Regions from separate parts of the Homo sapiens genome. Here region 1 is linked to region 2. Evidence: chromatin contacts called from ENCODE Hi-C or POLR2A ChIA-PET data. All regions are on one chromosome and are shown on one strand. Each heading gives the region's core, a stretch centred on a gene start or an enhancer-like site at or near the end of the contact. The rest is flanking DNA. Distances are from core to core; before and after follow the strand shown. Region 1 holds the start of RNF185 (ring finger protein 185). Region 2 holds the start of RNF215 (ring finger protein 215).

Region 1 (4,128 bases), core at 671-3,170, 770 kb after region 2:
ATCTCCTGGATGTCAGGGGCTGTTTTTCTCTTAGCGCTTGGTTTCAAATCCAGGTTTGTGTGACTGGAAACATCCCTTGTATTACTTCTTGATCACAGGAACTTGCAAAGGTGGCTGGCAGACTAGGACTTTCATCTATGAGCTTATTTCATCTACTATTTTTTATTTTTTTTTCTGAGATGGAGTTTCACTCTTGTCGCCCAGGCTGGAGTGCAATGGCACGATCTTGGCTCACTATAACCTCTGTCTCCTGGGTTCAGGCAATTCTCCAGCCTCAGCCTCCCAAGTAGCCGGGATTACAGGTGCCCGCCACCACGCCTGGCTAATTTTTGTATTTTTAGTAGAGATGAGTTTCACCATGTTGGCCAGGCTGGTCTCGAACTCCTAACCTCAGGTGATCTGCCTGCCTCGACCTCCCAAAGTGCTGGTATTATAGGCGTGAGCCACCGCGCCGGCCTTTATCTACTATGTTCACCTCCTACTCAGGTCCGATCCCTAACCGTTCCTGGGATAACTGTAGGTACTTAATAAATGCTTGTTGAATGAATGAAGATGGCTGTCAAGAACTCCAATGACTGCTTGAGTGCAAATCACAAGCTCCATCACCTATCAGTATGTGATTTGATACAATATGTATTAACAGCTAATCCACAATCCATATTCAAATTTCATTACTTGTCCCAATATTGTCCATTACAACTATTCCACCACCACCACTACCCCAGTCCAGGGTCCTATTTAGAATCACACACCACATTTTGTTGTCATGCTTCTTTAGTCTCCTTTAAACTGGAACAGTTCCTCAGCTTTTCTCTGTTTTTCATGACAATGAGTTATTTTGTAGACAGTGTCCTTCATTTGGGGTTCTCTAGCACTTCCTCATGAGATGTGTACGGTGCACTTTTGACAGAAATACCACAGATGTGTTCTCAGTGCATTTTATTAGGAGGCCCTTGATCTGACCCATTAACTAGTGGTGTTAACTTTGATCACTTTGATCTGTTTGTTCTGCTAGGTTAAACCTCTGTAACATCACCATTTTCCCTTTGTAATCAATAGCTAATTTATGGGAGACACTTTTGCTGTTGTAAACATCCCGTTTCTCTAGTTTTACCACACATTATTGATTTCCTAATTCCACCATGTTTATTAGCTAGCATTCTACTAAAAGGAAGACTTTCCCTTCACCCATTAATATGCTCACTTCTTTATGTTTGTAAAGACTCATGGATTACTATTTTATTCAATTAGTTATACTCTATTACTATCACTCCATATTTTGATTCTGAAATTGCCCTGACTTGGCCAGTAAGATCTCCTTAAAGACAGCTCCTGTGTTCTTTGACACATTCCCATGATTCTTATTACCATCATCCTTATATTCTGGTGTAACAAGATGTTCCAAGTTTATCTGGTACTTTCCGGAATGAGTTAGTTCTTTCTCTCTCTCTTTTTTTTTTTTTTTTTTGACGGAGTCTCACTCTGACGCCCAGGCTAGAGTGCAGTGGTGCGATCTCAGCTCACTGCAACCTCCGCCTCCCGGGTTCAAGCGATTATCCTGCCTCAGCCTCCCGAGTAGCTGGGATTACAGGTGTGCGCCACCACGACCGGCTACTTTTTGTATTTTGAGTACAGAGGGGTTTCACCATTTTGGCCAGGCTGGTCTCGAACTCCTGACCTCAAGTGATCCATCCGCCGCGGCCTCCCAAACTGCTGGAATTACAGGTGGGAGCCACCGCGCCCGGCCGGAATCAGTTTTTTTCTTTTAGGAGCCCCGAACCCAAAGCTCTTTGAAAAGCTGCCGAAGCTCCAAGGTTCCTCCGCTTCCTGCCCGCAGGCGGAACCTTAGAGCTTCAGCCATGGAAATTAACCTCTTCCGGTTGGGGCCGGAAGTCCCTCCGAGAGGGGCGGCTCCGCGTCATGTGACTGGAGTCCGCGTAGGAGGGGTCGGAGGTCTTACCCAACAGATTGACGCGGCGTTAGTATTGGCCGTGTACCCGAAAAACTGATTGACTGGGCTGGCGTTAACTGTGCGGAGGCAGGTATGTGAGGGGCTGGGGTTGGGGCGGGGGCGCCAAAGTTTAGGGACGGGGGCGGGAGACCCGGGTCCGCCTTCCCAGGACACACGGGCTTGAACATCTGAGCCCAGGGGCCCAGAGACAGCAAGACCGGTCGTGTCTGTCCCCGAAAAGAGGACGAGCTGGCGTTGTGGTTCTGCGTCCCATGAATACAGATTGGGGAAACTGAGGCCTTGCGAAAGAGAAGGGCTCCCACAAGCTCTCCTTTCGAGGCATGGGCACTGATTCCCATTCTATCCCCCGTGCGAGACCGCCTCTATCATCTGGGAGTGCATTTCACGAGTTTGCCCTGAGTGGAGAAGCAGAGGCCGGGGAGCGCGGTGAACAGAGTTGGGCTGAAAGTAAGAGACCTGGATTCGAGACTTCGCCACCGACAGACAATTGTGCGTTCTGGGCCAAATCTCTTCCCTGTGCTGGGCCTCAGTTTTCTCGTCTCTAAAACGGGGCAGTGTTTTTCAAAATATGGTTCTTACACCATCTGCTTTGTAATTCTCTGAGATGCCGGCTTTACAGCGCGGGACTCAATTCAGACTTCTGGTTTAGAATCTGAACTTATGCGTAGGGGGGTCCTGTATATACTAATGTTTGAAGCTCATTGATTTTAAGTGCTTTCCTGCTGTGAGCACTAGATATCCATTCTTCGCTTTGAGGCAGCTGGTGCCAGTTCAGGAACTTTGAAAGAACTGGAATGGTTAGCTCAGTAAAGAGAGCACTGGAAGGGAATTAACTTTTTAAAAATTGAAAATACTGTTACGGCAAAGAGGGCTTCCACTTCATCTTTAGGCTAAAAGAGGCAGAACTAGGACTAACAGGTGAATTCTACAGGAAGGCAAGATTTTTGCTTAATAGAAGAACTTAAATGGAAGAATCGTCAGAGGTGACCACCGATGGAGTGAATGGATTGCCTCCGTGCCTCCTTTCGAGGGAGGTATATAGGTATTAGATGAAGGTCCTTTCCAACTTGAAAGTCTGTGATTCCAAGGAGTTGTTCTGCATCTTTCTGGTGCTGACTCTGCTCTCAAGGCAAATGTGACTTTTTTCTTCTCTTTTGACACTTCCATCACTTTAGCCTACATCTCCTGTAAATAAGGCCAATGCATCTGACCTTACATAATCTCTTCCTGGTTGTCCTGTGCACCATCCTTCTTTTCAAGGACTTTGGAATGACCCAATATCTGATAGAGGCACCTTAAATGTTTATTGAATGAATAAGTAAACTGGGTCCCACCCCATGGGTTAGTAGCTTTTTTCTAAGAACAAGTTGGAAATGCCTCTGAAGATTTTATGTTTGACCAGGAGAAGCCAGTGAACTCTGAATCACAAAATTGAGGACTCTCAGTTGAAAGCACCCCTTGAGGTTGTTCAGACCAGCCTTCTCTTCCCTGGAACATAATCCCTGCTTGAATCCTCTCTTCAGCAATATGTGTATAGATGTGAGAGAATTTTTGCAGTCTGTTGGCTAGCTTTCCATGCATCATATAAAAACAGTCCTCTTATAGACTTGACTTGCCAGTTCACACACATGACAAGTTCCAGCTTTTTTTTTTTTTTTTTTGAGTATTTAGTAGAGATGGGGTTTCACCATGTTGGCCAGGCTGGTCTCGAACTCCTGACCTCAAGTGATCCGCCTGCCTCAGCCTCCCAAAGTGCTGGGATTTCAGGTGTAAGCCACTGTGCCTGGCCTCTAGCATACCTTTGGTTTTCTAATCAAACATTATTATGTCCTTATTTTGTGCATTACAAAGCTCTGCCTAAATCACTTTTTCAACACCTGCTAGAATGCTTAGGAATGTTTATGTTGTCTTAGGGAGCAGAGGCTCCATATTATGACCCAGTTCTGCTGACTTGCTCCCCCGCCGCCACAAAAGTTAGGGTTGAGCCAAAACTTCCTGCCAGTTATCGACTTGTGTTTCCCAAGATTAAAAAATAAAAAAGTTGTGAAATGCTTATTCAGATGTTATCCAGGTACTGGGTAAAATGATCTTAATTTGTTGGAGTTTTTAGAACTTCTCGATCTAAAAGTTTCCTTTTAAAGAAGTGTCTGAATTGA
Region 2 (3,764 bases), core at 345-2,844:
CCTGGTCCCAAGCCCCCTCAGTCCATGGGAGAACCAGGGGCTCTCTGTACCCAGGGTCAGTCCTTTGAAGTCTAAATACCAACTCACTGCAGCAATGCATCCAACAGCTTGGTGACATTGGAGGAATAATGGAGGACGATCACTGGCCTGAGCAGAAGCTGGGATATGTCCAGCTGCAGGGAGACAAGGAGGTCAGCAGGCCTGGGTCCCCCTTTCCCCAGCTTGCTTACCCTCACGGCCTGGTCCGATTTACCTCTCGGACCACGTTGTGGTTCAGGATGAGAAGAAGCAGGGCAGAGGCACCCAGGAAGAGGGCCCGCCGCATCTGCAGAGGGATAGAAGGCGAGAGGCTAGCATATACCCTGCCTGCACACCTGTCTCACCACCTGCAGCCCTAGCTGCTCTTAGCTCCTGGCCCTGCAGTGAGCAAAACTCTGGACAGACTGCCATAAGCTCCTTGAGGTCAAAGGTGGAAACTGCTTTCTTCCTCCTGCCTCCCTTCCAGATGCGCTGTGCCTTCCCCGGTCCTATCAGGGCAGTCCCAGCAGTGGTCGTCAGCAGCAGCTCCCCCATCCCATACTCTCAGAGCCTGGTCAAGCTTCTCAACCTCTCTCTGGCCTCCTCTCACCTCCCTGCTTCGAAGCCATACTGACTCCATTCTTCAAACTGGGGTGCCCTGACCCACCAGGCCTAGGGCTTCTCTGCAAGCTCTTAAGGGCCCATCTAAGGAGGGCCTGGCTCTAGCAGATGCCTTGGAATCCTTTCCTCCAGCCCCCTCCCCCATAGACATCCCCTGCACCTGCTGGACCAGGGCCTTGGGATAGGCCTGCGGGCCACTGCCCTTATTCTCCTGGTGGAACTGGGCCGCCTGCTCCTTGCCCACGTATGCCACTGCAATCCAGCCTTCCACTGGTGCCTCCTGCTCGGCATCCACGATGTCCATCTGTGTGGCAAGGGGCCATGAGCAGAGGGAGGTAGGGTGTGGTGGGGGAGGGAGCCGGGGTCATCACAGTGGATGCCAAGGCCAGAGTTCCCAGAGCATCTGGCTCTCTGGTTTGGGAAGCCGGAATGCTGGGGGCCTGGGGAGCCTGGGGAGGGGCGCTGGACTCTCAAGGCTTGGTGGAGGATGAACGTCGGTTCAGGGTGCGGGGTCTCTAGGGAGGGTTGAGAGAGGGGTTTAGTGATGCGGCCAGATGGCTCAGCAGCGCTCACCAGCAGCAGACGACCGCCCAGCAGGGGCGCCGGGTCGGCTTCGGAGCCGATCCTGACGCCCTCCAGGACCAGAGCGTCCTGGCGCGGCAGTCTCACGTCCACCCGCACGGCGCGGGCTCCGCCCCGCCCCGCCCCGGCCGCCGGCTCGCTGCCGTCCGCCGCGGCCCCGGGCCCCGCCAGGCCCAGCCACAGCGGCAGCAGGGGCAGCAGCAGCAGCAGCGGAGACGGAGGCGGCGGCGGAGGCGGCGGCGGCGATCTCAGCGCGGGGCGAGCGGCGGGGCCCATGGCCGGACCCGGCGAGCTGGCCCAACAGTGGGGCCAGGGGTCCCGGGCGCGGGGGGGATCGGAGGGAGCGAGGCCGCTGCCGGACGGGGCGGGGCGCCGGGAGGGGCGGGGCCGCGGCCGGACGGGGCGGGGCACCAGGAGGAACGGAGTGGGCGCTTGGCGGCTCTCGCGCCCAGACTGGGCCGCGGGCGCCCCCTGGTGGCCGCGGAGAGCTCAGGTGCCCGCGGCTGAGGGAGCTGGAGAGGGGCAAAACCGGGGTCGCAGCGGGAAGGCGGAAAGTCAGAGAGAGGAGGTGCTTCGGCAGCGGACGCGTCAGCGGGGCAGACAGGAAAATAGTTGGAAAGGGCGACCTGGGGGAGCAGAGACACGATCAGAGCCTGAGAAGGGCAGGAGCAAGGGATGTCTAAGGGGCCTGGTGGCAGGCCCTTGTTCTGCGGCAGCCCCGTGGACCCACGGGGTGGCCAGGGCCAAGTCACATCCCTCTCTTCCCCGGTCCTCCCTGTCTCGACCCCACTAAACAGCAGGAGGCAGAGAACCAGAGACTGGCGTGGGAAGCCGACAGGGGAGATAGAGGGGCAGGGGAAAGGGGCTGGGGGGCAAGGCAAAACGAAGCAGGCAGGGACTCAGTGCCTCAGTGGGACCGAGAGGCTGGGTCACTTCCCTCATCTGTGAAATGGGCACCATAGGCCGGGCGCGGTGGCTCACGCCTGTAATCCCAGCACTTTGGGAGGCCGAGGCGGGCGGATCACCTGAGGTCGGGAGTTCGAGACCCGCCTGACCAACATGGAGAAACCCCGTCTCTACTAAAAATACAAAATTAGCCGGGCGTGGTGGCGCATGCCTGTAATTCCAGCTACTCAGGAGGCTGAGGCAGGAGAATCGCTTGAACCCGGGAGGCGGAGGTTGCGGCGAGCCGAGATCGCGCCATTGGAATCCAGCCTGGGCGACAAGAGTGAAACTCCGTCTCTAAATAAATAAATAAATAAATAAGCACCATGTACAATCAACACTGCCTCACCCCCAGCAAATAACTCAAATGTCTACTGGAATGTGGAAGTTCCACTACTGTTCTAAAACTTGTCCGTTTCTCCAAGGGTTGGGGCTGCTGGGAGCTGGCTCAGTCTGAAACCTGAGCCTTTAAAAATTGTATGGTGGGCAGGGCGCGGTGGGTCACGCCTGTAATCCCAGCACTTTGGGAGGCTGAGGCAGGCGGATCATGAGGTTAGCAGATCGAAACCATCGTGGCTAACAAGGTGAAACCCCGTCTCTACTAAAAATGCAAAAAAATAGCCGGGCATGTTGGGAGGCGCCTGTAGTCCCAGCTACTCGGGAGGCTGAGGCAGCAGAATGGCGTGAACCCGGGAGGCGGAGCTTGCAGTGACCTGAGATGGTGCCACTGCACTCCAACCTGGGCCAGATGAGCCACAACACTCTTTTTTCTCCAGAAAAATTGAAAGAATTTTACAGTGAACACCTGTAGGAACACTGATATGGGATGACCAAGTTGCTCCTGAAGAAGTGTGAGACGGGTATATAAGACAGCCCCCGATATCAGCCTAAAGACAGACAAATGGAACATGAAATAGGCCAGAAACTGACCCACACATCTAAAGATGGTGTACATCAGAGGAAACATTGTGTTTGTGGAGATACAAGGAGGCAGTAGCATGGACTGTTTGGTAAATTGTGCTAAGAAATTGAATTAACCATTAGGAGAAGAAATTAGACCCCTATTACATACACATCATATACAAAATATGAATTCCATATAGATTAAAGACCTAAATAAGAAAAGTAAAAGTTTAAGCATTAAAAAATTATTTATGCATTTATTTTTGAGACAGGGTCTCTCTCTGTTGCCCAGGCTGGAATGCAATGGTGCCTTCTCAGCTCATTGCAACCTCCAGGGTCAACTGATTCTCCCACCTCAGCCTCCAAAGTAGCTGAGACCACAGGGGTGTGTCACCATGCCCAGCTAATTTTTTTTTTTTTTTTTTTTTTTTTTGTAGAGACAGGGTTTCACCATGTTGCCCACGCTGGTCTTGAACTCCTGGGCTCAAGGGAACTGCCTGCCTCAGCCTCCCAAAGTGCTGGGCTTACAGGCAATAGCCACTGCACGTAGCTAGATTCTCTGTTCTGTTCCATTGGTCTATAGTAGTCTCCCCTTACCTGAGGTTTTAGTTACCTTCAGCCAACCGAGGTCCAAAAAAATATTAAATGGAAAATTCCAGAAATAAACAGTTCATAAGTTTTAAATTGCATGCTGT

Evidence for each region. Hi-C counts contacts between places; a loop is a spot of excess contacts on that map. ChIA-PET counts read pairs that join two places held with the same protein, here RNA polymerase II (POLR2A). Pooled maps may share reads with other maps.
Region 1: a pooled map shows a loop between it and region 2 (3-fold over the local background). The contact joins the promoter of RNF185 here to the promoter of RNF215 in region 2. A Hi-C loop is called at or near these places in 1 of 50 pooled maps. POLR2A ChIA-PET finds 5 or more read pairs at or near these places in 5 of 52 experiments (A673, MCF 10A, Panc1 and 2 more).

The regions. Positions count from the first base shown.
Region 1 is chr22:31,158,262-31,162,389 of GRCh38, forward strand. It overlaps RNF185 (ring finger protein 185), which reads left to right and starts at 1,921. Exons shown (of 7, transcript NM_152267.4): 1 at 1,921-2,042. It overlaps MIR3928 (microRNA 3928), which reads right to left and starts at 1,858; the gene lies at 1,801-1,858.
Region 2 is chr22:30,385,817-30,389,580 of GRCh38, forward strand. It overlaps RNF215 (ring finger protein 215), which reads right to left and starts at 1,595. Exons shown (of 9, transcript NM_001017981.2): 1 at 1,213-1,595; 2 at 800-943; 3 at 254-325; 4 at 88-173. The coding sequence starts at 1,497. RefSeq lists a silencer at 1,335-1,694.